Linked DNA regions of Homo sapiens: region 1 is linked to region 2. The links are chromatin loops, found by intact Hi-C in ENCODE. Cell type or tissue: CD4-positive, alpha-beta T cell. All regions are shown on one strand. Each heading gives the region's core, and the rest is flanking DNA. Links, peaks and the distances in the headings are about the cores only. Region 1 overlaps SUPT3H (SPT3 homolog, SAGA and STAGA complex component). Region 2 overlaps SUPT3H (SPT3 homolog, SAGA and STAGA complex component).

Region 1 (15,791 bases), core at 6,092-10,091, 150 kb before region 2:
TAGTCCTCCTCAAACTCCTATGAGGTCAATACTACTATCCCTATGTTACACAAGAGAAAATCAAGGCTCTGAGAGTTAAGTAATGTGCAAAGCTAACTAGATGGTACAATCAGTTCTGCTATAATACTTATTCTGAAATGCAAATGTGTCCCAATCCAACTGATACATTAGGGAACAATTTGAGCATAACTCAGATTTCATTTTGCTTATGAGTGACTTCATCCATAAGAAACATGAGGTGACTACAGAAAACTGAACCAAGTCATACAGGAGGACACCAAAAGCACACGCTCAGACATTAACCAGCTATCTCAGTTCACCATGTGAGTTGTGACTGATACCTATTCAGATCTAGTACTACAACTTTTCTTCTGACTTCAGATAATCCTCTTTCCATCACTTCACAACTCACAAGCTACAACCTCTTCTGCTTCCACGAGGGAATTCAGGTCTTTTTCAATATAAAGTGCCAAATATATTGCAGTATTTATTTATTAACCATTTAACACTTATGATATTTTTTAAATGTGTTACTGAGTTTTTGAGTATTGTGCCATAACCCCATTTTCCCGTAAGTCCTGTGGTTTTCATTGTGTAATTCTGAAATGCATGCTGACTTGTAGGAGCAAATATGTTGCATTTTAGCAGGACTGACTCTAAGTAGTGGAGTTATATTCAAGTTTGCTGATTTCAGTGCCCAGGCTTGTAAGTTACAGTGTTTTCCCATCTTTATTTATGTATCATCCCAAACTTTTAGTACACAATATGTTTTTGGACATCTTAAATTTCCAATTCTCTTTTGTGTGAACTGTTGGGATTACTAAACATATTAATATACAGTAGTTGTAACTTGAAAAATATTATAACACATACCTGTGACAAATATGCATTGGTATGAACAAACATTGCCTATACATAAGAATAACCCCATCATAAGTTACAAATTATAAATACTGTCCAAAGTGGAAATGAACTGTCACTGTCAATTTTCACTCCAATTATTTCTCATAAATGCCAACTTGTAGCTATCTATGACCTACTACAGTTGAAAGGAAAATCATAACCAAAAAAATGACAGAATAAGGTTTAATAATTTAGGTTAAAAACTCTGCATAACACTTTTAAATTCAGGTTCCACTATGTACAGTCTACAGTAGCAAGTTAATAATGGAAATGGAATCCCCTACTGGAACTACTCAAGACTTTACAACTTTTCCATTAGTTGATTTACTTTACGAAATATCATCACTGCCAAATCATTGGAGAGAAAATAAATTTGTCAGTTGCAAAAACCATTTAAAAATTATCTCTCCAATGCTTAAGTAGAAGAAAAGCTGAAATCACATAAAATCCATATTTAGGTAGACACACTTGAACTCACATCAATGTCTTTAAATGTAGTATAAACCAGGAATCAAAGTAAGAATATACTAAGGTAGATGTTATCTGGTCAGTGCTAAGCAAAGTCTAAAAAATGTTAACAATCTGGACAAAAAAACTTTAAAAAAAATTCCAAATATCTCTATGTTTAGTATTAAATAGCTAAAATATTAGCATATCTAAGTAAAATTTCCCATCCTTATTCAGCGATACTGAGTGATGGCTTCAGCATCACTTCTTGGCCTTTTGGCTAAGATCAAGTGAGTGACAGCTTCAGCACAGTGGTTCTAACACTGGCTGAATGTTAAAATCACCTGAACAATTTTTTTAAAAAAGGTCCAGGCTACATATCAGGTAAATTGAATCTGAATATTTGAAATTGGGGCCCCAGCATCAATGTTTTTTTTAAGAGCTCCTCAGAATGGTTACAAATATGTACAACTAAGGTTGAGAACTGTTATTCTAAAATAATCATGATTTCTTTAATGAAGCTTATTTTTTTTACTCATGATTCCAGGAGCTACTCATAAATCAAAAGAACCAATTAGGATATAAGAAAATTATACATTTTAAATTCTAAAAGTTCAAAGTTTTATTTGTTCCTTTTTTTACTAAAAATAGTAGCATTCAGATATAGCTTAACATATGGGTCCCTAAAAATATTACTTGGGAAATTTTTGTCAAGTCTTAACTGACATCAGTCAAACATACATGGAAATGTCTGATGAAAAAATGACCATTGTTGGAAATTTCTGTTCTTCTAGAGCTATCATACGAAATACACAAATATATAAATACTTAAAGAGTCTACTAAAACACAGCTGAGTAGAGAGACAACACAAAATGAGATATTTTTCTCTAAACATTCAATATTGAATATAAACTAAATTCAGAATCAATATTGAATATAAAGTAAACTCAGCATGGGACACCATGCCTTATAGTTTTCTTCTATCTCAGTGGCAGCATTTTCTCCATTTCTTTGGTTGGTTCTCTTTCTGTTCTTGAAACATTACCTTGTGCCTGAAGGCTCGATTCTCAGACCAACTTCTACTTCTACTTATAATCTTTATTCTGCGTTTTTTTTTTTTTTTTTTTTAAGATGGAGTCTCACTCTGTCGCCCAGGCTGGAGTGCAGTGGCACAATCTCGGCTCACTGCAACCTCCGCCTGCCATGTTCAAGCAATTTTCCTGCCTCAGCTTCCCAAGTAGCTGGGACTACAGGCGTGCGCCACCATGCCCGGCTAGTTTTTTGTATTTTTAGTAGAGACAGGTTTCACCACCCTGGGCAGGCTGGTCTCGAACTCCTGACCTCGTGATCCACCTGCCTCGGCCTCCCAAAGTGCTGGGATTACAGGCGTGAGCCACCGCACCCAGCCATCTTTATACTGCTTTCAAAGCATTCAATGAGAGAAATAACCAGAAAACAAAAAAGTTAACTTCTTGAAATCCAAAGAAAAAGATGTTTCATACATATTTCTCCAACTATAGCCTTTATGGCTATTTACAGGACAAAATTTTTGAAAAATTTTGAAAAGAGAAAAGTGGGTATGCAGATAGTAAACTAAATGAGTTCAAACTAAACTCTTAATAAATTTTAGTACTTATAAAAAGCTTTATTTTTTCATCTAGTATTTTTAATTCAGTGTTGGGAAAAAACTATTCTAATTGGCTAATTTCTACAAACACTATTCTAAATCTATTTTCAAATATCCTCTGTTAAGCAAGTTTCAAAAAGATTGAAAGCCCATATACCACCATATATAGCACTCATATTGACAAAAGTATTTCAGATTATCTGTAATTAAGATTGCTCATATCAAACTGATATTCTTAGAAATATGTAGCCATTTAAGACTATCACACAAAGACTAGATTATAATGGAGTGAAGCTGGGCAAAGAAATGCTTAAATCAGGCCCTTAGAAACAGAAAGTTAACTGTACTCACTTTAAAACAAGTTAAAAGTGTTTAACCTTCCTCCAACACTGGGCATTAAATCTTACAGGTAATTAATTATGACGTAAAAATGTAATTCTAATTCATAATTGTAACTGTTTTCTAAATCAAAGTATTTTTAAAATTAACATCAATTTATATCAAGTTTCTCTTTTCTAGGCAAGTATTGTCTACCAATAGGCTAGCTAAGTTAGCCCAGTGATAAAGGCCCTTAGCATTAAAACAGTTCAGTCTTTCCTTTCTGAAATCCTTCTTCATTTGGTTGCTGGGACACCATGCTCTACTGGTTTTCTTCTATCTCAACAGCAGCATCTTCTCAGTTTCTTTGGTTGGTTCTCTTTCTGTTCTTGTAACATTAACTTGTTCCTGAGGGCTCAATTCTCAGATCAACTTCTCTTCTATATCTACATATACTTTCTAGGTGACCTCATCTAGTCCCAAATCTTTAAATACCATCTATAAGCCGATTCCCAAACTTCTATGCTAACTTTTCCCCAGAATTCTGGACTCTCTGATCCCACTGCTAACTTGGTATCATAAACAGAACACACCCAAAATTAAGAAGAAAATCTTAATTTTCTTCTCCAAAAGTAGTTCCTCACTATCTCATTGGCACCACCATTCCCAATTCTTAAGCCCAAAGGCCTTAAAATCATCTCCAACATTTTGCTTTTTCTTGTGCACCACATCAGATCTATTAGCAAATCTTGCGAGCTACCTTTAGAATATTTATTTCCACAATGCAATCAATTTTCACATCTCCAACTGCTAATGCCTTAAGCGAAGCTGCTATCATCTCTAGCCTGGGCAGTTCTAGTAGACGTCTATCTGGTTGTCTGCTTTCACCTCTGTCCCACCTGATGTGTTTCCTCCACAAAGCAGCTAGAGGAATCCTTTTATTTTTATTTTTGAGACACAGTCTCATTCTCTTGCCCAGGCTAGAGTGCAGTAGTCCTATCTCAGCTCACTGCAACCTGTGCCTCCCGGGTTCAAGTGATTCTCGTGCCTCAGCCTCCCGAGTAACTAGACTACAGGTGTGCAACACCACGCCCGGCTAATTTTTGTTATTTTTCGGAGAGACGGGTTTTCACCATGTTGGCCAGGCTGGTCTCAAACTCCTGACCTCAAGTGATCCACTCGTCTCAGCCTCCCAAAGTGCTGGGATTACAGGCATGAGCCACCACACCCAGCTCCTAGAGTAATCCTTTTAAATTTAATCATATGCTCTCCTAATCAAAATCCTTTAAGTAAAAAAATATATATACATTTAAATAAAATCACAACTCCTGATCATGCCCTACAAGGTCTGGCTTCTTTGCCCTCATCTATATATACCTTCTACCCTTACCAAATAGCCTTTGTGATGTTCCTCAAACACACCAAATACATTCCTCCCTAAACATCTTTACATTTGCTATTCTCTCACACAGGAAGAGCAATATAGCAGTATCTAGGGCATTCTGGCATAATGGCATTCAGATCTTAGCTCAAATATCACCTTTCAGATTGGCCTTTCTTGGTCATCATATTGAAAATATCAGCTTCTATCATATTCCATCCCCTTATCCTGCTTTATTTTTCTTCCTAGGACTTACCACTATCAGACATAATATCATGTATCTGTTTGTTGTCTACTTCTGCCATTAGAATGTAAGCTTTATGAAGACAGAACCTTCATCTTCTTCACTAGTGTAGCCCTAGTGGCCAGAACAATGCCTTAGGCATGATAGGCACACAATAATGTTAGTTGAATAAATTAGTCCCTTAATAGGGACAACAATAATTAATCACTTAATAGGAACAACAAGTAGATATCAGAATATATGTCTCATGTTTGTGAAACAACTCTCAATAATAAAGTAAAATTAATAAGGCAACAAGGAAAAGAAACTGATGACTCAACCTGCATAGGAACTATAATACATTATTAAAAATTAAATGAAAAATGTGCATATTTGTGTTAACAAAGATAGGTCAAAAGATAATGTTGGCTGGGCACAGTGGCCCACACCTGTAATCCCAACACTTAGGGAGCCCGAGGCTGATGGATCACTTGAGGTCAGGAGTTCGAGACCAGCCTGGCCAACATGGTGAAACCCTGCCTCTACCAAAAATACAAAAGTAGCCAGTAGTGGTGGCACATGCCTGTAGGTTGGAATTTGGGCAAGATAAAAAATCAGAGCTTAGGCCGGGCACGGTGGCTCACGCCTGTAATCCCAGCACTTTGGGAGGCTGAGGCGGGTGGATCAGTTAAGGTCAGGAGTTCGAAACCAGCCTAACCAACATGGTGAAACCCTGTCTCTACTAAAAATGCAAAAAAATTAGCCAGGCGTGCTAGTGCATGCCTGTAGACCCAGCTACTCGGGAGGCTGAGGCAGGAGAATCGCTTGAACCCGGGAGGCGGAGGTTCCAGTGAGCTGAGATCACGCCACTGCACTACAGCCTGGGCAACAGAGCAAGACTCTGTCTCAAGAAAAAAAAAAAAAAAAGCGCTTAGTCCTCCTATGTTAGAACTAATTTCAAATAAAGAAAATCCCAAAGGTCAATCAATACTTTTGGTTTTGCCTACTTAGCTTAAAACACAAGTAGCTTGAAATCCATATAGTCAATTAATTCACATATTATTTACTTCACACCTACTATATAGGAAGGATTCTAGGAAGTGTTTGAAACGAAACAATTGGAGGATGATGCTTAGTCAATGTCTGTTCAATGAAGAAATGACTGAACAATTAAAAAAAAGAAGAAGAAGAAAACTTCCAAGAATGGCATCAAGGCTAAGAAAGGTATCTTATGCCAGTGTTGTGGCTCAGAAAATAACAGACCTCCTCCCAAGAATCTCATCAAATAATCAAGACCAATTAACCACTAGAGAAGAGAGAAAACTTCAGTGAGTAGTCACCATGCTCACATAGACTTTTCATCTATTGTGAGAGCAGCTTCTAGAGATTACCTGAGGGAATTTATGTGCATAATAGGACAACTTTTGTTCACAGTGAAGTTGTGCTTCTCACCTTCCTGCTCCTTGACTCCAGTTCAGAGGAACTTAGTCCCAGGCCATTGTTCTTCAGGCTCATTCATATCCCCTAAAAATCATTTACTCCTACATCCTGCCCTGCACCCATCAACCCTATCCCCAATGAGGAAGAATATGTAGCATCTAAACCTCATTGGGTTATTGGGTAATCATTCTCTTGCAATTCCCCTGTGTTATACCTGTTAAATAAACGTGTATGCCCTTTCCCCTATTAATCTGCCTTTTGTCAGTTCATTTTCAGAGAACCTTCAGAGGGCAAAGGGGAAGCTCTCCCTTGGCCTCTGTACCTACGTGCCTGATAATATGGACAGTCAGTACATGACTTCCGTGGAGAAGGTAGTGTTTGATCTGCAATTTGGAGTGAAACTCTGTTCATCTTAGAAGGAAAAAAGTTAGGTTTGAAAAAAATGGCACAACAAAATTAGTGTGAAACAAAAAATGCATCTTACTGGGCTCATTAGAATGTGTGATTAAGATAGCTCTAACTTCCTATTTCAAATATATATGTTGAACCATAAATATTCTCATAAAATATTAAGTAGACTTTGCTTCATAACCAATTAATTGAGAATGTTGTTTTACAATGAATTGTAACGAAGTTCAAAGCTCTTACCACTTGCCACATGACAGCCAAGATGTCAAGAGGCAAGGAAAGTGACTTCTATTTGGAGAGCCAGCATACCAAGAAGATGGTGAACTAGTGTCCTAAAGAACCATCTTAAGTTAATATGAATTTTAGGCTCCTTTTATGTGGGGGAAAGGGAGATGAGGGAAGGGGCTGATGTGGGCAGCAGTGACGGTCAAAGAAGACTGAAACTTCTTTGTCCTTGGTCAGGTCACAATGCTTCAACAAATCTTTTAACACTACATTGTTACTTCTGTGTAAACCCTCCTTATCTCCTCAGGAGTTAGTTTCAAGGAAGGGACTATTATCATCCTTGCTTTAAACTATAAGCTAAATTCCTCCCATAGTTAGCTTGGCCTATGTACAAAGATAAGCAAAAGCAGCTAACCTAAAAGAGAGCATGAAGGATGGGGAGTTAGGAACAAAAATGGAGTTAGTCATGCTACGCCTCCTTTTCACTGTTACATAATTATAGATAAATAAGGGGAAAAGGACTAAGGGGCAAGACTGAGATTCCAGGGTCACTGTACTCAGGAAAACCCCCACATATTAGGGCAATGGAGCTAACTTGAAGCTACTATGAAGCATTCTGTTGAAGAAACCAGTAAAAGTTCACTTATATATAAATGATAGGCCAATCTACCCAAAAATGGGCAAATTTATATTTTTGAACTATACCTTACAGCAAATAATTCATCTAACGTTCAAATTCAAGGACAATAAAGCCAAACTCATTACCTCTTAGAGTAAATAATATGTTTATAATTTCTCAACATGACCCATCTATGTTCTAGGGGATTTAAAAAAGAAGAAGAAAAAAGAAAATAGCTTGTCACAAAAAAACAGCCAATGGAAGATTCTATGGCCAATAATTATGCTACCAAGCTACACGATGCTTAAAAACATTTTAAGCATGAGCATAAGCTCATTTTGCATATGTAACTTGTTTCTCTCAGTGTCTGAGACTATCAGAAACAAAGAAACCCACATCCTAAGCCACAGAATACAGCCACCTGGTTTTACTCTTATCACAGGATGACAAAAATGCTTTCAGTCTCCTAAGGTCATGCAGATATCCTCAACATTTGTATAGTGTTTTTTAACTAACAAAACTGTTGCATCCTTCCTGAGTTCTAGAGTGGTCAAAAGATACAATGCAAACACTTCTTACGATAACCTTTGCTGTCACATTTAAAGGCATAGGCTCAATGACTAACATAAATTTCAAAATGCTAGCTCCCTTTTCTTTCCCTTTTCTGTTCTGATACTAATATAATAATATATATTTTCTGTTCTAATACTAATATAATTAATATAATTTCAATAAATTTCTGGAATCTTTGTTTATAAAAATGTTAAATCAGTGTCAGCTTTGCAGAATTCATCTGTTAACCCAAAGAAACATAAATAAGTTTATGAGTATAACAAGAAATGAGTTTTTTAAAATGTCCCCATTCTATATTTTTAAAACCCTTGGTTTTCTCTTAATATATATATATATTTTAGAATGATGAAGTTTTTGATTTTTTTATCAGAACACTTTTTACAATAACTTCCAAAGCTAGTGTGAAATATTTGTTGACACATAGACATTTAATGAAGTAATTCCATGATTTAGTACCATAATTTTTATGGTTTTAGTGAAAAAAAAGTGAGACTTGGATAATCTAGTTGAAATCAAGACACATGTGTAAAGAACTTAACAGAAACTACCACCTATACTTGATCTGTTGATTTGATCAGAGAACATTAATAAGTTAAAGGAATGCAACTTCCAATAATTTTCCATGAAAATGCAATCATCTGGCAAAAATATTATTTATTTCTGTTAAAACACTGGTGAAATCTTCCCATCCTTTTTTTAACTTCACAAATGTATTCAACTTCATGGACTATGTTTATATACAACATCGTAGAAAAGAGTTTCAATAATCTCATAATAATTGGAGAGGCTTAACAAGCAACATATGATTAAGAAAAATGGTTATCAATTTTTATATTTTGAAACATTCTTTTTAAAAACAGTATTTAAGAACCAACCTCCAAAAATCAATATATTATTTAACATTTCATTTATAATGTATCATCAGATCATACATTTATAATGTATGACAAGACCAGTCATTCTCAACTTGGCTGCACATTAGACTCACCTACAGATTTGAAAGACGTACCAATGCCAAGAACTCCAACCCCAAGAGATTCTGATTTAATTGGTCTGGGTAGAAACCACATACATATATGTATATATATGATGCCTATGTTTTATATATATAAATATATATATACATATGTATTTCTTTTTGAGATGGAGTCTCACTGTGTCACCCAGGCTGGAGTGCAGTGGCACTATCTCAGCTCACTGCAACCTCCAGCTCCCGGGTTGAAGCTATTCTCCTGCCTCAGCCTCCTGAGCAGCTGGGATTACAGGCGCGCACCACCATGCCCGGCTAATTTTTGTATTTTTAGTAGAGACAGGGTTTCACCATGTTGGTAAGGCTGGTCTCAAACTCCTGACCTCGTGATCCGCCTGCCTCGGCCTCCCAAGTGCTGGGATTACAGGAGTGAGCCACCGCACCCGGCCAGCATTATATTTTTAAAAAGCTTTTTAGGTAATTTTAATGTGTAGCCAAGGATGAGAATCGTTATAGATCATGATCAGCATTCTAAAAACTATATATCTAAACTTATAATTTCTGTAATTATAGTAATTATTAATAATACGTAATTATAACTCCTCAACATGACCCATCCATGCTCTAGGGGATTTAAAAAAGAATCACATTTATAATTTATTTATAAATTATTATAATTTATAATTAATATATTTATATACTAATATATATTATATAATTATTTTATAAATTCAACCCCTAACAGAGTCACTTCTTCCCTGACTCTGATCTACAATCATTTAATTGGTCTGGGTAGAAACCATAGAGATAGATAGATAGATAGATAGATAGATAGATAGATAGATAGATAATGCCTATATTTTATATATATAAATATACATATATATATATATATATATATATTTTTTTTTTTTTTTTTTTGAGATGGAGTCTCACTATGTCACCCAAGCTGGAATGTAGTGGCACTATCTCGGCTCACTGCAACTGAAATAGGGTAATGTTCAACTTGATAAACTGTAGTGTCCAGAAGGAAGCATACCTACGACTGGCAATAAAAGTAAATCTTGGGCCCTAGAAGAAGGAACACTAGTTCACAGCCACGTTCTAAGTTCTGGGTTGACTCCACCAACCTCAAAACATCTGAACTCTACACAGGATAACACTCTTCTAGATCAGACATTTTTGGAATCCTGCTAAGGAAGGGATGACTTGGGGATACCTTTGATTTGGGGTGAGACATACCCAGCCACTTCCTTGTATGGTTATCGCTAGCTGTCAGAGTATAGGAATGGCTTCCAGAAATATTCCTATTGCCCACCCTACTCACTCACCTATTTTATACTATGATGGTGCAGAACCAGAGGTCATATCCTGATATGAACACATTCTATAGCATCTGTTACCAAGAATATGTAGGTAATGGGAAAACAAGACACTCCACTACTACTAGTCACCCTGAGGTAGGTGGTCCTTGCTGGTCAGTGGGGCTATCTCATCAGAAAGTGTGGTTACAAGATCAAAAAAATCAGAGCAAAAGGACTCAAATCCAATGGCAAGGAAGACACATTTCAATTTGACTGAGTGTTCATCACTGCTGCATTCTAAAATCCATAATGTAGTATGTCAGGATGACCTATGCAGTTGTGTTAGAATCCAGTCCCTACATTCCCATTCTCTCCTCCCCACTGAAGGGGATGACCAAGATGTTCAGTTCTCCAGTCACCTTTCTTCGTAGGTTGTCAAGCCTCTGCTCTTCAAGCACAATATCCTATTGAACTGACCAGATTTGATCAAGCTGTACTTAACTTACTGTCAATGCAGCAGACCCATTTTCCAATGATGCAATATGGGATTCAATGACATTGATTCCACCTCTACAGAGGTGAAAGATTGTTACTGGGCACACCTGAACGTAACTGGCTCAAATTACTTATCATGAAGTCACTATTCGAAATTACTTAATTGGCTGCCTAATTAGGCCTCTAGGCTTCAAAATCAATTAGCATGATCAGTTATCTCAGGCACAGATCAAAATAGTCATCCCAGAGAAAGGGTTTACGGAGAGACAGGTTGTCATCCTTGGATCTAGAGCCATCAATAGCCTCACCCAATATCTAAACATCAAGCTTTCTTCAGTCATGGAGGCCAGCAAGAACCATGTAGATTCACCCATAACTCACAATTCATCTACATAGTTTCTGAACAGTCAGAGATCCTGTTTTAAATAAATTATAAATGTGTACTTGCTACACAACTCTATCATAAATTTCTCATGTTTAAAGTGTTCAAATTCCTTTCTTTGTTTAGCTACTACAACAAGATCCACGTTTAGTTAGCTTCTCCTTATTACTTTTTTGGTTTGTTGGTTGTTCTTGCTCTTTATTTTGTTTCCAAAATGTAAAAGTAAAATATTAATAAATTACAGTTCAGTTATGTCAGGAATTTTTCAAAAACAATTATTGGTCTGAGCTTTTTTCTTGAAGACCAGAAGTCACAGTTAAAACACACCCACACCTACATATACCCAAATAACACAACATAGTCCACAATCCCAAAAATTAATGCGAGTTATAAACTAACAAAAATCTGGGTTCAAATAATTAATTTATGGTACAGTCATCAGAGAAATAAAATAGAACTTTAAAATAGTATTGCAAAGTAGGTACCAGAAGAACTAATATAAAGCATAGCATGTACCTCTCAAATGGTTAAAGCCAAGGTCATTAACAAGGATACCGAAATGTTTCTCTTAAATAGCCATTTGGCAGGCTAAGACTCACATTCAAGTTCTTGTCAAAGAAATACAAACTCACTAAAATGTTGTTTATTTTGAAAAATTGTTAATATGAGGCAGGTCTTCAAACAAGGCAGTTAAAGTTTCTGGAATATTAAAAGGGACTTACAAAAAGATCTACAGCAAGTATTCACAGTAGTCGTATAACAGTAGTGCTTCAATGTAGAGGACAAAATAAATGCATGACCAAATGTTTTCTTGAAAATCAGTCTAAAATTAGATGACCAAAGACGTAAGTACTACATCCACAGTCAAGATATAAAGAGATTTTCCATAGAAATGAATGAGCACGACACACACAGATTCTGCAAGCATAGCAAAACCTGAAACTAAAAATATTGTTTTAGCTGGGAAAAACATTTTTTATATATAAGTGAATTACGGTGAGTTTCCAAAAGGCCTGAAATGCATACTGAATTGAAACAAAAAAAAAATCCATAAAATTTGTAAATTTAAGTGAGGAAGGTAGAGTAAAAAAGTAAAGTACAAAGGAAAAAAATTAATGAACACAGTAAAACTACTCATAGACACAAAAGAAATACAATATGTAGGCAATACAAAAATTTGTTATACAAGAAAAAATATGGATACCCAAAGTTTCCATTCTAGGTCTTGATATGAATCTCCCCCTATAAAATCCTTTAACTACACCACAAAATTTTCCTGCCTCTGAAACAGGTAATTGATAAGTTTGAATGTTCCCTCCAAATTTCATGTTGAGATAAAATCTGCAGTGTTGGAGTGTGGGCCTAGTGGGAGGTGTTTGGGTCATGGGGGCGGATCCCTCATGGCTTAGTGCTGTCCTTGAAATAGTGAGTTCATTCTCAGGAGCTCTGGTTGTTTAAGTGTGTTCCCCCAACACTCTCTCTTGCTTCTGCTCATTCCATGAGACACCTGCTCCCCCTTTACCTTCTGCCATGATTTGTAAGCTTTCTGAGGTTTCCCCAGAAGCAGATGCCAGCACCATGCTTCCTGTACAGCCTGTAGAACTGTGAGTCCATTAAACCTCTTTTCTTATAAATTACCCAGTCTCAGGTATTTCTTTATAGCAACACAAGAACAGACTAACACAGTAATGTTTATCTGATGAACTCTTGTGTCCAGAAGGAAGCATTACCTGGGCCTGACTATAAAGGTGACTCCTGAGCCCCAAAAGAATAGTTCACAGCCACATTATAAACTTTCAATTGACTGCACCTACCTCAGGAGATCTGATCTCTACGTAGGGCAATACTTTTCTATAACAGAAGTCTCTTGAGAGTATGGACACTAGAAAAATATCTCTACTCTCTGAACTCTTATTGCATTTTCTCTTCTCTACAACAAATTGTGTGAGACTCTCATAAACTGCATTTTTTTCAAAAGCACTTTTGGAAGTACCATTACTGCTAAAGGCCACTGTACATGAAGTCAGAGCTCCTTGAAGGCATGAATAGTGTCTTATTTGACTTTGACCCTCCCTCCATACCGTAAAGCTGCTGACCACTCAACACACACACAAAGCCTGTCTTGGTGCTTTAATCACAACTGACACCCAATAAACATTTGATTAATAAAGACCTACTATATTATTCTTCTCTCGAATTTTTTCAGCATCACACAAGTAGACATTTTATTTTATATGGCTTAATTTAAACACTATTTTACACACTATTTCTGTACTATTTAATTCAAATGTCTTTATCACTCAACAAAACAGTAAAACCAGGAGATGAAGGATGATGCCTGTTGTTTTGTATCTTAGGCAGTGTCTTAAATGTAACACGTACTAAATAAAGACAATGACAACCACAGCATTCCAACAAATACATAGGAATGTGTATAACTCTTCAGAACATGTTTAAAAAAAAACAAAAACAAAAACATGGAACTGACAAAGGTAATGCCACAGTTTGCTTTCAAGGGTATGGATATTTTTCACATTCCCCAACCTGACAGGCAGGTCTTTGCCCCATAGATTTACCAATGATCATATAATTGCCAGATTAATTCAGTGTTATATGACTTGCTACAAATTAATGAGACTCATTAAAAAAAGAAGAAGAAGAAGAAGAAAGAGCCAGGTGTAGTGCTTGTAATCCCAGTGACTCAGTAGGACAAGGCAGGGAGGATTGCTTGAGGGCAGGAGTTTGAGGCAGGCCTGGGCAACATAGCAAGATCCCTTCTCTACAAAAATAAAAACTCTTAGCCAGCTGGGGTGGTGTGCACCTATAGTCCCAGCTACTCAGGAGACTGAGGCAGGAGGAATACTTAAGCCCAGAGGTTTGAGGCTCCAGTGAGCCAAGATCATGCCACTGCATTCCAGCCTGGGCAACAGTGCAAAACCTCAACTCTAAAACAAAAACCAAAACATTATATACAAATTAAAGATAATTAGACTCAACAAATGGGTATAAAACTCCCTATTTAAGGCCATGTGCTAACAGCTGAGGATATAAAGGTAAGAGGCGGTACCTAACCTTAAAGTGTTTACAACGCTATGAGATGTCTTCTCCAGGTAGTTCAAGGGAGACAGCCAAGAAGAGACTTCAAGTCCCTTAAAATGCTCATTCTTTTCTAAGAGTAACGATGCTTGTTCATAGTGATAGATAATATATAAATTATTTTCATGATAAGAATAATGAACTGTCTATAATCAATGAAGATCAAATGGGGGAAAATGACTTCAAATATAAGGAGAAACTTCACTTAAATATAAGATTATTTGATCACTCAAGAAGTTAAAGACTAGAGTATATTCCAAAGACTGTCTGCATCCCTGGAGATCTGTAGGGTGTGAAGTGACAATTATTTTCTTGTTTTGATAGAGCACAAGAACAACTGATGTTCAAAGATCTTTTGCTGGCCTATGAAATTACAGAACAACATATATATTGCAAGAGAAGTGGGGAGATTACATATCTAAAACATTAGTGAGCAATATGGAATTCTTGAGCACTAGTTTCTGTATTTCCAGACTTTCTAGGTGAACTGCAGATAACTGGAAACAACTTAAAAAGCTTTGCATTGCATTACTAATGACTCAAAGTAATAATGTCATGAAAGACAAAGCTCAAGTTGGTACAATTCATTTCACTGCTAATTGCATTGTTAATTGTGATTATCAAAAGAAATGCACTACAATACCGCACTTAACTTAGCATTTAGGTAATTTACTGTTACCTAAATCTGGCCAAGAATACAGCCAGTTAAAATAATCTTCTATCTAATATAGTACATAAGTATTACATATGTAAAGTAGTGAGCATAATCAACTGCCAGTAAATACATTAACTTTCTATTTTTAAAAAAACTTACGTAAAAGCTGGATTATTGGCTATGTCAATTGGAAATCATTCTTTTCCAAATAACAGTAAGCTTAACCAACAGCAGCTTAAATATGTAGGTAGTTATTTTTCTCAATTAAAATGACTGTCAGTAGGTGGTTGCTAGGATGGGTTTAGCTGCTCATTGCTATAACCAAGGACCACTATCTTTTTACCTTACAGCCCTGCTTTTCATGTTTATACTTGTTACCTTGTTGTCAGAGGATCACTGCCATACTTTTCAACTCAAATCAACATTAAATCAGAAAGAAAAGGGTGATGCACCACCACTTGTCACTTTTATAAAAAAAAAAAAAAAGCAAGAGGTCCTCAGCATGCATTTAATTACTTACCTTTAACCAGAAGAACTCTGTCACATACCTACCCCTAATTATTAGGGAGATTTAAAAAGTAAATAGTTGATCCTTATTATTTGCAATCCCGTATTTGTGAATCAGCCTACTCACCAAAATTTACTTGTAACCCCAAAATCAGTACTTGCTGTGTTTTCATGATCATTAACAAACATGTAGAGCAGTGAAAAATCTGAGTAGCTG
Region 2 (15,791 bases), core at 3,848-7,847:
ACTCCCTGAACTACCTCAAACGAAAAACATCGGCTTTTAGCTCTAAATCTAAATGAATTGTTTCCATATTACCGGAACATAACTCGTTTCATCTCACCACCTGTATTACATAATATCATGGTCTTTTCATACCAACTCCAATATAACTACAATATTTATTGCTTCCGCTATACCTACTGCATTTTATGATTCAGTGTTATTACACATATAAAATGAATGGTCGTGTTTTGAAATTTTCAAGAAGTTACAAAAGTCTTTTCACAAATACATCTACATAAATTCAGCTAGATTATTCTAATAACATTTGACAAAATGTTCCTTCCACCAACTTGTTTGTTTATAAATTAAATTACATGCACAAAACTAATTTTCAACCAGTTTTCAGAGTTCCCTTTCTTTATGTGGTTTTAGTTCATTCAAGCCCTCAGCATTGTTCACTACAAAATCCTTCTGGTCCCTTCTAATATACACTATATACCACATTGCTATTAGATGATTCAAAACCATACATCATGTAACTCCTTGCCTTAAAAATCCAATAATGGAAATGACATCACCAACGACAGAGTAGAAGCCACTATCTTTCCCAACTCCACACCTGCCCCAACCCCAGAACTGCAGTCATTCTACAAATAACCCACTCCAAGCCCAGGCAATGTGGCTGCACTGGGCCCACATTTCAGATATCTGAGCCATCACCTTAGTGAGCAACTTCATATTCCCTGGGCTAAAAGCCAAGCCCTCACTGCTCATGCTTGTACTCCAAGTACCAAACCAGCTATCACACAGAGCTAGGCCCCACGTCTACCTAGGAGCCTCTCTAATTCTGCATATACCTGTACTCCCAATTCTCATCTCCACTGATGTGTTCACAAGCCTCCAGGCATCACATACTGCTGCCAACATGGCAGGTGAGGTGCCTACATGATACATATCAGTGCCATTATGGACCCAGATGCCAGAGCCATACTCCCTCCACAAGTACCCAGGCTTCAGGTCTCAACTCCAAGGCCACATCACAGGCAACACACATCACAAACTAGTACCACTGCTATTTCAAGCAAGTCCACAAGCCATACCCAGTACCAAAACGAATCCATGCTCAGCCACAACTTCCCTGTTAGGAGTAAAAGAGATCACAAGGACCTTAGCAGCCATTGTCACCAAAGACCCCAACAACCCTTGCTGCCACCACAGACATCAGTATTAGCCACTGAGGATTCACACTATTGGCCACTGAGCATCCCTCCAATCTTGGTCTAAAATCAACCTCGGCTGGCAGAGCTACACAGATTACCCAGCTTGAACCCTCACTGGTGCCAGAACTGTTGTACCCTAACCAACAAGCGCCCTCATAAGGTGAAGGTCTTTCCATAGCAAAACTAGCCCAAAAAGTCTGCAAGGGGTGACTACTCCACCAAATGCTCAGACATCAACATAATGCAACAAGAACCATGAAAAACCAAGGAGACAAAACACCACCAAAAGAATACAATCGGGCGGTTCCAAGATGGCCGAATAGGAACAGCTCCAGTCTACAGCTCCCAGCATGAGCGACACAGAAGACGGGTGATTTCTGCATTTCCAACTGAGGTACCGGGTTCATCTCACTGAGGCTTGTCAGACAGTGGGTGCAGGACAGTGGGTGCAGCCCACTGAGCGTGAGCCAAAGCAGGGCGAGGCATCGCCTCACCCTGGAAGTGCAAGGGGTCAGGGAATTCCCTTTCATGGCCAAGCAAAGCTGGAAAATCAGGTCACTCCCACCCTAACACTGCGCTTTTCCAATGATCTTAGCAAACGGCACACAGGAGATTATATCCCGCACCTGGCTCAGAAGGTCCCAGGCCCACGGAGCCTCACTCATTGCTAGCACAGCTGTCTGAGATCAAACTGCAAGGCGGCAGCAAGGCTGGGGGAGGGGTGCCCGCCATTGCTGAGGCTTGAGTAGGTAAACAAAGCCACCAGGAAGCTCGAACTGGGTGGAGCCCACGGCAGCTCAAGGAGGCCTGCCTGCCTCTGTAGACTCCACCTCTGGGGGCAGGGCATAGCCAAACAAAAGGCAGCAGAAACCTCTGCAGACTTAAACGTCCCTGTCTCACAGCTTTGAAGAGAGTAGGGGTTCTCCCAGCACACAGCTGGAGGTCTGAGAACAGACAGACTGCCTCCTCAAGTGGGTCCCTGACACCCGAGTAGCCTAACTGGGAGGCACCCCCCAGTAGGGGCAGACTGACACCTCATACGGCTGGGTACCCCTCTGAGACGAAACCTCCAGAGAAACAATCAGACAGCAACATTTGCTGTTCAGCAATATACGCTGTTCTGCAGCCTCCGCTGCTGATACCCAGGCAAACAGGGTCTGGAGTGGAGCTCCAGCGAACTCCAACAGACATGCAGCTGAGGGTCCTGACTGTTAAAAGGAAAACTAACAAACAGAAAGGACATTCACACCAAAACCCCATCTGTACATTACCATCATCAAAGACCAAAGGTAGATAAAAAAGACAAAGATGGGGAAAAAGCAGAACAGAAAAACTGAAAATTCTAAAAATCAGAGTGCCTCTCCTCCTCTAAAGGAACGCAGCTCCTCACAAGAAACGGAACAAAGCTGGATGGAGAATGACTTTGACGAGTTGAGAGAAGAAGGCTTCAGACGATCAAGCTTCTCCGAGCTAAAGGAGGAAGTTCAAACCCATGGCAAACCTTGAAATAAGATTAGACAAATGGCTAACTAGAACAACCAATGCAGAGAAGTCCTTAAAGGACCTGATGGAGCTGAAAACCACGGCACGAGAACTACGTGACAAATGCACAAGCTTCAGTAGCCGATTTGATCAACTGGAAGAAAGGGTATCAGTGATGGAAGATCAAATGAATGAAATGAAGTGAGAAGAGAAGTTTTGAGAAAAAAGAATAAAAAGAAACAAAAGCAAAGCCTCCAAGAAATATGGGACTATGTGAAAAGACCAAATCTACACCTGATTGGTGTACCTGAAAGTGACAGGGAGAATGGAACCAAGTTGGAAAACACTCTGCAGGAGAACTTCCCCAATCTAGCAAGGCAGGCCAACATGCAAAATCAGGAAATACAGAGAACGCCACAAAGATACTCCTCGAGAAGAGCAACTCCAAGACACATAATTGTCAGATTCACCTAAGTTGAAATGAAGGAAAAAATGTTAAGGGCAGCCAGAGAAAAAGGTCGGGTTACCCACAAAGGGAAGACCATCAGACTAACAGCTGATCTCTCAGCAGAAACTACGAGCCAGAAGAGAGTGGGGGCCAATATTCAACATTTTAAAGAAAAGAATTTTCAACCCAGAATTGCATATCCAGCCAAACTAAGCTTCATAAGTGAAGGAGAAATAAAATACTTCACAGAGAAGCAAATGCTGAGAGATTTTGTCACCACCAGGCCTGCCCTACAAGAGCTCCTGTCCTGGGATCGGGGGAGGGAGGAGGGAAAGCATTAGGAGATATAACTAATGTAAATGACGAGTTAATGGGTGCAGTACACCAACATGGCACATGTAAACATATGTAAGAAACCTGCAAGTTGTGCACATGTACCCTAGAACTTAAAGTATAACAAAAAAAATAAATTTAAAAAAAAAAAAGTCAAAAAAAATAATGAAAATTCTGAATTAAAAAAAAAAAGGTGCACAATTTGGTTTGTTATGCAAATTTTTGTTTTTCCTGAGCTATTCAGCTACTTTAAAACATGCATATAAGCTAGCTAGTCATTTTGAATAAGAAGAAAAATAAATGGAGAAATGATTATGATAGCACTGTTTATGCCTTTTAAAAACAGAATGTCTAAATATTTGGAAAAAAAAAAGGTGCACAATTTGGTTATGCAAATTTTTGTTTTTCCTGAGCTATTCAGCTACTTTAAAATATGCATATAAGCTAGCTAGTCATTTTGAATAAAAAGAAAAATAAATGGAGAAAGGATTATGATAACACTGTGAGTGTTTATGCCTTTTAAAAATAGATGTCTAAATATTTAGGAAAAAAAAAAAAAAGAATACAATCTCCCAGTGCCTGACCACAAAGAAATGAAGATAAACTGCCTGAGAAAGAAATCAGAATAATCATTTTAAGTGAGCTCAGTGAACTTCAAGAAAATAAATGACCAAAATGAAAAACCTAATAGATTGAAATTATAAAAAGAAACAAATTCCAAAGCCGAAAAACACGATGAAATGAAATTAAAACTTTAACTGAGTATCAACAATATCAGAACTGATCAAGCAGAAGATCTGTGATCTTAAGGACAAGTTAGTTAAAAATATATAGTCAAAAGAGAAAAAAAAAACTATGTAACTGAAGAAAGCTTATAAAATATATGAGACAGCATCAAAACAGCAAATATTTCGGTCATAGGAGTTCAAGAAGAAGAAAGAGAAAAAGTGATAGAAATCTTATTTAAATAAATAGCAGAAAATGTCCCAAATCTGAAGAAGATATAAATATCAACATATAGGCAGGGAAAAAAATCTCCCATCAGAGTTAATCCAAACAAGAATAGACGAAGGTATATTATAACCAAACTGTCAGAAATCAAACATAAAGAAAAGATCCTGAAACCAACAAGAGAAAAGAAAGAAATCACATATAACAGAGTTCAAATAAGGCTAACAGCAGTTTTCTCGGTAGACACCTTACAGACCAGGAGAGAATGGGATGATATAGTCAAAGTGATGAAAAGGATGGGGAGAAAATGTCCACCAAGAATAGTGTACCAGATTGTGAATGTTAGCTTCTGATCAACTGCAGGAACAAACCAGCAATCCTGAGAGGACCCACAGAACCTCTGAAGAAAGCGGACTGCTCCTGCAGTACCTGGGAGACACCTCAAATACTCTGGGAAGTGGAAAGCCTCTGGTAAGTTTTCAAGCGTGCCCTCCACCTGGAAACAGACTTGGGGCTGTTGTGGGCAGCACGGTGGGAATGAGACCAGCCTTTCAGTTCGCTTGGGAGCTAAGTGAGGCCTGTGATTGCCGCTTTTCCTCACATCCCTGACAACCTGCATGACTCGGCAGAGGCAGCCATAATCCTCCTAGGTATACAATTCCAGTGACCTGGGAATCTCACCCCATCCCCCACAGTAGCCACAGCAAGACGGCCCAAGTAGAGTCTGAATTCAGACACACCTAGCCCCATCCCCACCTGACAGGATTTCCCTAGGAAACCTGGTAGCCAAAGACAAAGGACATACAATCCTGGGAGTTCTAGGGCCCCACCCACTGCTGATCCCTCTCCACACTACTACAGCTGATGCTTTCTAGAAAGCACCACCTCCTGGCAGGAAGTCAACCAGCACAAAAATAGAGCATTAAACCACCAAAGCTAAGAACCCTCACAGAGTCCGTTGCACCCTCCACCACCTCCACCAGAACAGGCACTGGTATCCACTGCTGAGAGACCCATAGACGGTTCACATCAGAAGGACTGTGCACAGAAACCCTCAGCACCAGCCAGGAGCTGGGTAGACTCACTGGGTGGCTAGACCCAGAAGAGAGAAAACAATCAGGCAGTTTGGCTCACAGGAAGCCATAACCACAGGAAAAGGGGGCGAGTACTACATCAAGGGAACCCCCTGTGGGACAAAAAAATCTGAACAACAGCCTTCAACCCTAGACCTTCCCTCTGACAGAGCCTACCCAAATAGGAAAGAACCAGGAAATCAACCCTGGTAATATGACAAAACAGGGTTCATCAACACCCCCATAAAATCACACTAGTTCACCAGCAATGGATCCAAACCAAGAAGAAATCCCTCACTTACCTGAAAAAGAATTCAGGAAGTTAGTTATTAAGCTAAACAGGGAGGGACCAGAGAAAGGCGAAGCCCAATGCAAGGAAATCCAAAAAGTGATATAAGAAGTGAAGGGATCAATATTCAACAAAATAGATAGCATAAAGAAAATACAATCAAAAATTCAGGAAACTTTGGACACACTTTTAGAAATGCAAAATGCTCTGGAAAGTCTCAGCAATAGAACAGAACAAGTAGAAGAAATTGAGAGCTCAAAGACAAGGTCTTCGAACTAACCCAATCCAACAAAGAAAAAGAAAACAGAATAATATGAACAAACCCTCCAAGAAGTTTGGGATTATGTTAAACAACCAAACCTAAGAATACTCTGTGGAGAATGCACAATTACTAACAGACCTAAGAATAATCAGTGTTCCTGAGGAAGAAGACAATTCTAAAAGCTTAGAAAACATATCTGGGGGAATAATCAAGGAAAACTTCCCCAGCCTTGCTAGAGACCTAGACATCCAAATACAAGAAGCACAAAAAAACACCTGGGAAATTCATCACAAAAAGATCAATGTCTAGGCACACTGTCGTCAGGTTATCCAAAGTTAAGACAAAGGAAAGTATCATAAAAGCTGTTAGACAAAAGTACCAGGTAACCTATAAAGGAAAACCTATCAGATTAACAGCAGATTTCTGAGCAGAAACCCTACAAGCTAGAAGGGATTGGGGCCCTATCTTCAACCTCCTCAAACAAAACAATCTTCAGCCAAGAATTTTGTATCCAGCGAAACTAAACATCATATATGAAGGAAAGATACAGTCATTTTCAGACAAATGCTGAGAGAATTCACCATTACCAAGCAACCACTAAAAGAACTGCTAAAAGGAGCTCTAAATCTTGAAACAAATCCTGGAAACACATCAAAACAGAATCTCTTTAAAGCATAAAGCACACACGACCTATAAAACAAAAATACAAGTTAAAAAGCAAAAACAAAAAAAACAAAGTATAAAGGTAACAAAGAACATGATGAATGCAAGGGTACCTCACATTTCAATACTAACATGGAATGTAAATGGCCTAAATGCTCCACTTATAACATACAGAATTGCAGAATAGGTAAGAACTCACCAACCAATTATCTGCTGCCTTCAGGAGATTCACCTAACACATAAGGACTCACATAAACTTAAAGGGGTAGTAAAGAGCATTTCATGCAAATGGACACCAAAAGCAAGCAGGAGTAGCAATTCTTATATCAGACAAAAGAAACCTTAAAGCAACAACAGTTAAAAAAGACAAAAGGCCGGGCACAGTGGCTGACACCTGTAATCCCAGCACTTTGGGAGGCCAAGGTGTGCAGATCACGAGGTCAGGAGATCAAGACCATCCTGGCCCTGGCTAACACAGTGAAACCCTATCTCCACAAAATATACAAAAAAATTAGCCAGGCATGGTGGCGGGTGCCTGTAGTCCCAGCTACTCAGGAAGCTGAGGCAGGAGAATGGCGTGAACCCAGGAAGCGGAGCTTGCAGTGAGCCGAGATCGTGCCACTGCACTCCAGCCTGGACGACAGAGTGAGACTCCATCTCAAAAAAAAAAAAAAAGACAAAAAGGGACATTATATAATGATAAAAGGCCTTGTCCAACAGGAAAATATCATAATCCTAAACATATATGCACCTAATACTGGAGCTCCCAAATTTATAAAACAATTACTAACAGACCTAAAAATGAGATAGACAGCAACACAATAATGTGGGGGGGGGGGGGGACTTCAATACTCCACTGACAGCACTAGACAGGTCAACAAGACAGTCAACAAAGAAATAATAAATTTAAACTATACCTTGGAACAAATAGACTTTGAGCAGATATATACAGAACATTTCATCCAACAACTGCAGAATACACATTCTATTCAACAGCCAAGGAACTTTCGCCAAGATAGACCATATGATAGGCCATATAAAGAGCCTCAATAAATTTAAGAAAATTGAAATGCTATCAAGCACTTTCTCAGACCACAGTGGAATAAAACTGGAAATCAACTCCAAAAGGAACCCTCAAAACCATGCAAATACATGGAAATTAAATAACCTGCTCTTGAATGAGCACTGGATCAAAAATGAAATCAAAATGAAAATTAAAAAATTCTTCGAACTGAATGACAATAATGACATAACTTATCAAAACCTCTGGGACACAGCAAAGGCAATGCTAAGAGGAAAGTTCATAGCCCTAAACGCCTACATCAAAAAGGTTGAAAGAGCACAAACAGACAATCTAAAGTCACGCCTCAGGGAACTACAGAAACAAGAACAAACCAAAACCAAACCCAGTAGAAGAAAAAAAATAAGAGCAGAGCAGAACTAAACAAAATTGAAACAAACAAACAAAAAATACAGTACAAAAGATACATGAAACAAAAAGATGGTTATTTGAAAAGATATATAAGATTGATAGACCATTTGCAAGATTAACCAAGAAAAGAGAGAAAATCCAAATAACCTCACTGAGAAATGAAACAGGAGATACTACAACTGACACTACTGAAATACAAAAGATCATTCGAGACTACTATGAACACCTTTACACACATAAACTAGAAAACCTAGAACAGATGGATCAATTCCTAGAAAATACAACCCTGCTAGCTTAAATAAGGAAGAATTAGATACCTTGAACAGACCAATAACAAGCAGCGAGATTGAAATGGTAATTTAAAAATTATAAAAAAAAAAAAAAGTCCACGACCAGACGGATTCACAGCAGAATTCTACCAGACATTCAAAGAAGAACTGGTACCAATCCTTTCAACACTATTCCACAAGATAGAGAAAGAGGGAACCCTCACTAATCCATTCTATGAAGCCAGCGTCACCCTAATAACAAAACCAGGGAAGGACATAACCAAAAAAGAAAACTACAGACCGATATCCTTGATGAACATAGATACTAAAATCCTTAACAAAATACTAGCTAACCAAATCCAGTAACACATCAAAAAGATAATCCACCATGATCAAGTGGGTTTCATACCAGGGATGCAGGGATGGTTTAACATATGCAAGTCAATAAATATATTTCACCACATAAACAGATTTTAAAACAAAAATCACACAATCATCTCAATCGATGCAGAAAAAGCATTCGACAAAATCCAGCATCCCTTTATGATCAAAACCCTCAGCAAAATCAACATACAAGGGACATACCTTAATGTAATAAAAGCCATCTATGACAAAACCACAGCCAACATAATACTGAATGGGGAAAACTTGAAAGTATTCCCCCTGAGAATGGGAACAAGACAAGGATGCCCATTCTCACCACTCCTCTTCAACATAGTACTGGAAGTCTTAGCCAGAACAATCCGACAAGAGAAAGAGATAAAGGGCATCCACGTCGGTAAAGAGGAAGTCAGACTGTTGCCGTTTGCTGACAATATGATTGTTTACCTTGGAAACCCTAAGTACTTCTCCAGAAAGCTCCTAGAATTGATAAAAGAATTCAGTAAAGTTTCCGGATACAAGATTAAAGTACACAAATCAGTAGCTCTTCTATATACCAACAGCAATCAAGCTGAGAAATCAATAACTCAATCCCTTTTACAATAGCTGCAAAAATAATAAAATACTTAGGAATATACCTAACAAAGGAGTCGAAAGACCTCTACAAGGAAAACTACAAAATACTGCTAAAAGAAATTACAGACAACACAAACAAATGGAAACACATCCTATGCTCACGGATGGCCAGAATCAGTATTGTGAAAATCATCATACTGCCAAAAGCAATCTATAAATTCAAAGCAATCCCCATCAAAATAGCACCACCATTCTCCACAGTTAGAAAAAACAATTCTAAAATTCATATGGAACCAAAAAAGAGCCCACATAGCCAAAGCAAGGCTAAGCAAAAAGAACAAATCTGGAGGCATCATATTACCTGATTTCAAAATATACTATGAGGCCATAGTCACCAAAACAGCATGGTACTAGTATAAAAATAAGCATATAGACCAATGGAACAGAATAGAGAACTCAGAAATAAATCCAAATACTTATAGCCAACTGATCTTTGACAAAACAAACAAAAACATAAAGTGGGGAAAGGACTCCCTTTTCAACAAATGGTGCTCAGACACTAGGCTAGCCACATGTAGGAGAATGAAACTCGATCCTCATCTCTCACCTTATACAAAAATCAACTCAAGATGGATTAAGGACTTAAATCTAAGACCTGAAACTAAAAATTCTAGAAGTTAACATTGGAAAAACCCTTCTAGACATTGCCTTAAACAAGGATTCCATGACCAAAAACCCAAAAGCAATTGCAATAAAAACAAAAAAAAATAGCTGTGACCTAATTAAAGAGCTTTTGCATGGCAAAAGGAACAATCAGCAAAGTAAACTGACAACCCACAGAGTTGGAGAAAATCTTCACAATCTATATATCTGACAAAGGACTAATATCTAGAATCTACAACAAACTCAAATCAACAAGAAAAATCAATCAATACCATCAAAAAGTGGGCTAAGGACATGAATAGACAACTCTCAAAAGAAGATATACAAATGGCCAACAAACACATGAAAAAATGCTCAACATCACTAATGATCAGGGAAATGCAAATCAAAACCACAATGCGATACCACCTTACTCCTGTAAGAATGGCCATAATCAAAGAATCAAAACACAGTAGATGTTGGCATGGATGCGGTGAACAGGGAACACTTCTACACTGCTGGTAGGAATGTAAACCAGTACAAGCTGCTATGGAAAACAGTGTGGAAACTCCTTAAAGAACTAAAAGTAGAACTACCATTTGATCCAGCAATCTCATTACTGGGTATCTACCCTGAGGAAAAGAAGTCATTATTCTAAAAAGATACTTGCACACGCATGTTTATAGCAGCACAATTCACAATAGCAAAATCATGGAACCAACCCAAATGCCTATCAATCAATGAGTGGATAAAGAAGCTCAGATAGACAGATAGATAGATAGATAGATAGATAGATAGATAGATAGATAGATAGATAGATGATGGAATACTACTCAACCATACAAAGGAATGAATTAACAGCATTTGCAATGACCTGGATGAGATTAGAGACTATTATTCCAAGTGAAGTAACTCAGGAATGGAAAACCAAACATCGTATGTTCTCACTGATATGTGGGAACTAAGCTATGAGGACACAAAGGCGTAACAATGATACAATGGACTTTGGAGACTTGGGGAGAAGAGTGGGAGTGAAGTGGGGGATAAAAGACAACAAATATGGTGCAGTGTATACTGCTCGGGTGATGGGTGCACCAGGTTCTCACAAATCTCCACTAAAGAACTTACTCATGTAACCAAATACCACCTGTACTCCAATAACTTATGGAAAAATAAAATTTTAAAAAAATAAAAAATAAAAATGAATCAGGGGGATGTCTATGTTGAAAGCTGTAAATACTAAATAACTCCTATAAAAAGCAAAAAAAAAAAATACTGTATCAAGCAAAATTAGATAAGAGAAAGAAATAATAGGCATCCAAAGGAAAAAGTTATATCATCTCTGTTTGCAGACAACATAATCTTTCATGGAGTAAAACCTAAAGACTCTGGAATAAACTGTTAGAACAAATAAACAAATTCAGTAATTCTGCAAGACACAAAATTAACATGTGAAAATCAGTATCATTTCCATACTATTCAAAAAAGAAATTTTAAAAAACTCATTAACAATAGCTACCAAAAAAAGGTAAATACTTAGAAATAAATTTGACCAAAGAAGTACAGCCTGTACACTATACTGTGAAAACTACAAAACACTGATGAAAGAAATGGAAGACACAATTAAATGGAAAGATATCCTAACTTTATGGATTGAAAGAATATTGTTAAAACCAGGCACAGCGGCTCATGCCTGCATGAACACTGAGGAAAGAAATGGAAGAAGACACAATTAAATGGAAAGATATTCTAACTTTATGTATTGAAAGAATATTGTTAAGGCCAGGCACAGTGGCTCATGCCATATGGAACCTGTAATCTCAGAAATTTAGGAGGCCAAGGTGGGCGGATCACTTGAGCTCAGAAGTTCAAGACCAGCCTGGGCAACATGGCGAGACCCCATCTCTACAAAAAATACAAAAATTAGCCAGGCATCGTGGCATGCACAGATAGTTCCAGCTACTCAGGAGGCTGAGGTGGAAGGATCACTTGAGCCTGGGAGGTAGAGGTTGCAGTGAGTTGAGATCACACCACTTGCACTTCAGCCTGGGTAACAGAGGAAGACTCTGTCTCAAAAAAAAAAAAAAAAAAAAAAAAAGAATATTGTCAAAATGTCCAGACTACCCAAAGTGACCTAAAGACTGAATGCAATCTTTATCTAATGACACTTTCCACAGAAACAGAAAAAAAATCCTAAAATTCATATGGAACCACAAATGACCCCAAATAGCCAAAGCAGTCTTGAGCAAAAAGCAAATCCAGAGGCTTCACATTACCTAATTTGAAAATCTACTATCAAGCTACAGTAATCAAAACAGCATGGTACGGGCATAAAAGCACACACACTAACGGAACAGAACAGTGAATCCAGAAGTAAATCCATACATTTACTGTCAACTGATTTTCAATAAAGATGCCAAGAACACAAAATGAGGGAAGGATAGTCTCTTCAATAAATGGTGCTGGGGAAACTGGTTAGCTACATGCAGAAGAATAAAATTAGATCCTTATCTAACAACATACACAAAAATCAACTCAAACTGCATTAAACACAAACATAAGACATGAAATTGCAAAGCTGCTAGAAGAAAACAGAGGGGAAAAGCTCTATGAAATTGGTTTGGATAATAATGTTTTGGATATGACCCCAAAAGAACTGGCAACAAAAGCAAAAATAGGCAAATGGGATTACAATAAACTAAAACACTTCTACAGAACAAAGAAAACAATCAACAGAGTAAAGAAACAAGCATACAGAATGAGAAAATATATTTGCAAACCATACATCTGCAAAGGGGTTAATATCTAAAATACATAAGGAATGCAAAAAAACAAGTAACACAATTTTTAAAATGGGAGGTTTTCAGGTGATGAGAGCCTCACCCTCAGGAATAGATTAACACCATTATGAAAAGGACTTGCAGGATTGGGAGTCAATTCCAACTACATGACATACTGGAAAAGGCAATACTATAGACAGAGTAAAAAGATCCGTTGTCACAATGGTTAAGATAGTAAATTTATGTTATATGTATTTAACCACTATTACATACATGTATCAGTAAAAAGAAAGGGAAGAAAAAAATAGTTATTAACAGGGATTGTGGAGAGAGAAGGATAGGAGGTGCACAGAGGATATTTAGGGCAGTGAAACTATTCTGGATGACACCGTAATTTTGGAGACAGGACATTATACATTTGGCAAAACCTATGAAATGGTACAACATAAAGAAAAAATCCTAATGTAAACTGTGGACTTTAGCTAACTATAATGTATCAATATTGGTTCATCAATTGTTATTAAGTGTAGACCACCAATGCAAGATATTAGTAAGAGTAAACTGAGAGCTGTTGGCAGTGGCAGGAAGGTGAGAGCTTATGGGAATTCTCTGTACTTTGTGATCAATTTGTCTGTAAATTTAAAACTGCACTGAAAAATAAAGTCTATTAATTTAAGATATTATCACTAATCAACTTTATAAATATTTCATGCAGTAAATAACTAAATAGCAATGCTAGAGTATACACCAACCAGTTGTATTGAATAATCCATAAATTATTTCAAAAATATGCCATCTTTAGGATTTCTCAATTTTCAAAAAACATGAATTTATAACTAAAAATGACAGGAGTCCTAGAGATTTAAAATAGTACCAAGAGATAGTGAAATAAATAAAGTAAATCTATATTAACCATTTATTATTAGTCAAGATTTTATTTCTCAGAGATTTTCCTACTACATGATCATTATATAACTTTAAATGTCAAAACTATTTTTAATTTATTAATTTTGGATGAAAATCTTCCCTACATAAATATTAAATATTTCCCAGTCTTTCATAAAAAAGTATGTTTAAAAAAATGTTCCTCTTGTCAACTAGTTCATTAAATTCCTACACTGATATCTTTTAAAATGTACTGAGGCAGACAGGGCAATCAATCTGCCCTCACATTAAATGACCCTTGAAGATGCTTTTTGGGTTTGTATATGTGTGTGTTTCTCTCTCAGACGAGCTATCTTTCTTACTGCTTGCAATGATTTATGTGTTTTATAATTAAATAGGTGTCTTATAATTATGTGTCTTATGATGTGTCTTATAATTAAATATGGGAGGTACAAACAATCACTTTGGAACTTTATCATAAATGAGGGCAAACAGGCAATCACCAGAGTTTGTAAGGCAGGAGGAAGCAGGCAGAAAGATTCCTCCTCCATAACAAAATTACTTGAGACATATTCTTGCCGGTATATCTAATAATTAGAATTGCTTAAAATGATCATGGACAAAATAAAGTACACAATAATTTGAACTGTAAGCTGTTACTTAAAGCCATCCCATTTATATAAAACCTTAAGTGTTAACAGGCTAAAGATCTGAAATTCAGATCAGAATACAAGCTCAATTTTTATTTACCAATAAAAATACATAAAATATTACTTTTCTTACTCAGTAGTAACCACCATCATCAAATAATACTCAAAGTCTACCTAATGTAGGTAAATCCTCAGAAAATGAATTTACTTTGGATATTATGTCCAATGGAAGATGCAATGACTGTTTCTGGAAATACATAGTAATATCAAATATAACTAGTTACTTTTTCCACTCAATGAAATTCAAATATGGATAAAACAGAGGGAAAATAGTTGATCATAGTTGTTACTAAGATTTCTGCTAAAATATTTCATGCTTAGGCATTAAACGTAGTGAACTCTAAAAGAGAGAACATTTCTGTGGATAATAAGTACATAAATCTTAACATCTTATTAGTAATAATGAAAAGTAAATAAATTAAATATTGAGATTGAAGATAATTTATAGATGGACTCTAATCAAAATTATTTGGATTCCAACCTCATCCTAAAAGGACTTTAGGGTGACACAATATAATGATTATATGATCAAGATGAACTTGCATGACTCAATTCAAGAGATGGTTATTACATACCATAGACACGATCTTTCACGTAACAATATTATTAAAAAAATTTCCAAATACTTCAAGAATTCTATTATAATATATAAATAAGAAACATGATCTTCATTATTACAAGTCATTCTTGCCTGTTCTATAAGAGGAGTGGACAAACCACTATGGCAGCTTCCCAGGTTTTTTTTGTTTTTTGAGACAGGGCTTTGCTCTGTCGCCCAGGCTGTAGTGCAGTGGCAAGTACACAGCTCACTGCAGCCTGCACCTCCTGGGGTCAGGTGATCCTCTCACCTCAGCCTCCCTAATAGCTGGGACCACAAGCGTACGTCACCATGCCTGGCTAATTTTTCTTTTCCATTTTTTTTTTTTTCTGGTAGACATGGGGTCTCACCATGTTGCCCAGGCTGGTCTCGAACTCCTGGGGACAAGTGATCCTCCCACCTCAGCCTCCCAAAATGCTGGGATTATAGGTGTGAACCACCATGCCTGGCCACAACTTCCTGTTTTTGTAAATAAAGTTTTACTGGAATTCAGCCATACTCATTTGTTTACTTATCATCTGCTTTCACACGGCAATGGCAGAGTTAGGTAGTTAACAGAAATCCTATGGCCCACAAAGCCAAAAATATTTACTACCTGGCCTTTTAGAAAAAGTGTGTCAATTCCTGGTAGGGCATCAACTAGTATAACACAAATTCAAAATTAATACTTTGTACATAGAGACGTAGTCTTCTGATCATTAAAATACTCCTTGTAAAGTGTAATGTAGTAGTATAAACAATTTAGTAGTATTAGTACAGTTGTAGTAGTATAAATAATTTAGTAACAGTAGTACAATATAATAGTATTTAATGTAAAT

What was found. A loop is a pair of places that touch in the nucleus more often than their neighbours do. Peaks named below come from ENCODE experiments on the same cell type or tissue, not always from the same donor. Only the 100,000 strongest peaks of a DNase experiment are listed, where the experiment ranks them.
Region 1: a loop joins it to region 2, with 2.0 times the contacts of the local background. A loop is called at or near these places in 2 of 110 quality-filtered maps.

What each region holds. Positions count from the first base shown.
Region 1 is chr6:45,148,262-45,164,052 of GRCh38, forward strand. The region is part of intron 2 of SUPT3H (SPT3 homolog, SAGA and STAGA complex component); the gene reads right to left. It also overlaps the pseudogene LOC100420052. Among named protein-coding and RNA genes, the nearest start is that of MIR586, 42 kb to the right of the region's middle. In CD4-positive, alpha-beta T cell, for the core only: no CTCF peak of the experiment used is centred there; a DNase peak (open chromatin) is centred at 8,000.
Region 2 is chr6:45,305,155-45,320,945 of GRCh38, forward strand. The region is part of intron 2 of SUPT3H (SPT3 homolog, SAGA and STAGA complex component); the gene reads right to left. Among named protein-coding and RNA genes, the nearest start is that of RUNX2, 15 kb to the right of the region's middle. In CD4-positive, alpha-beta T cell, for the core only: no CTCF peak of the experiment used is centred there; a DNase peak (open chromatin) is centred at 5,547; H3K27ac peaks cover 874 bases.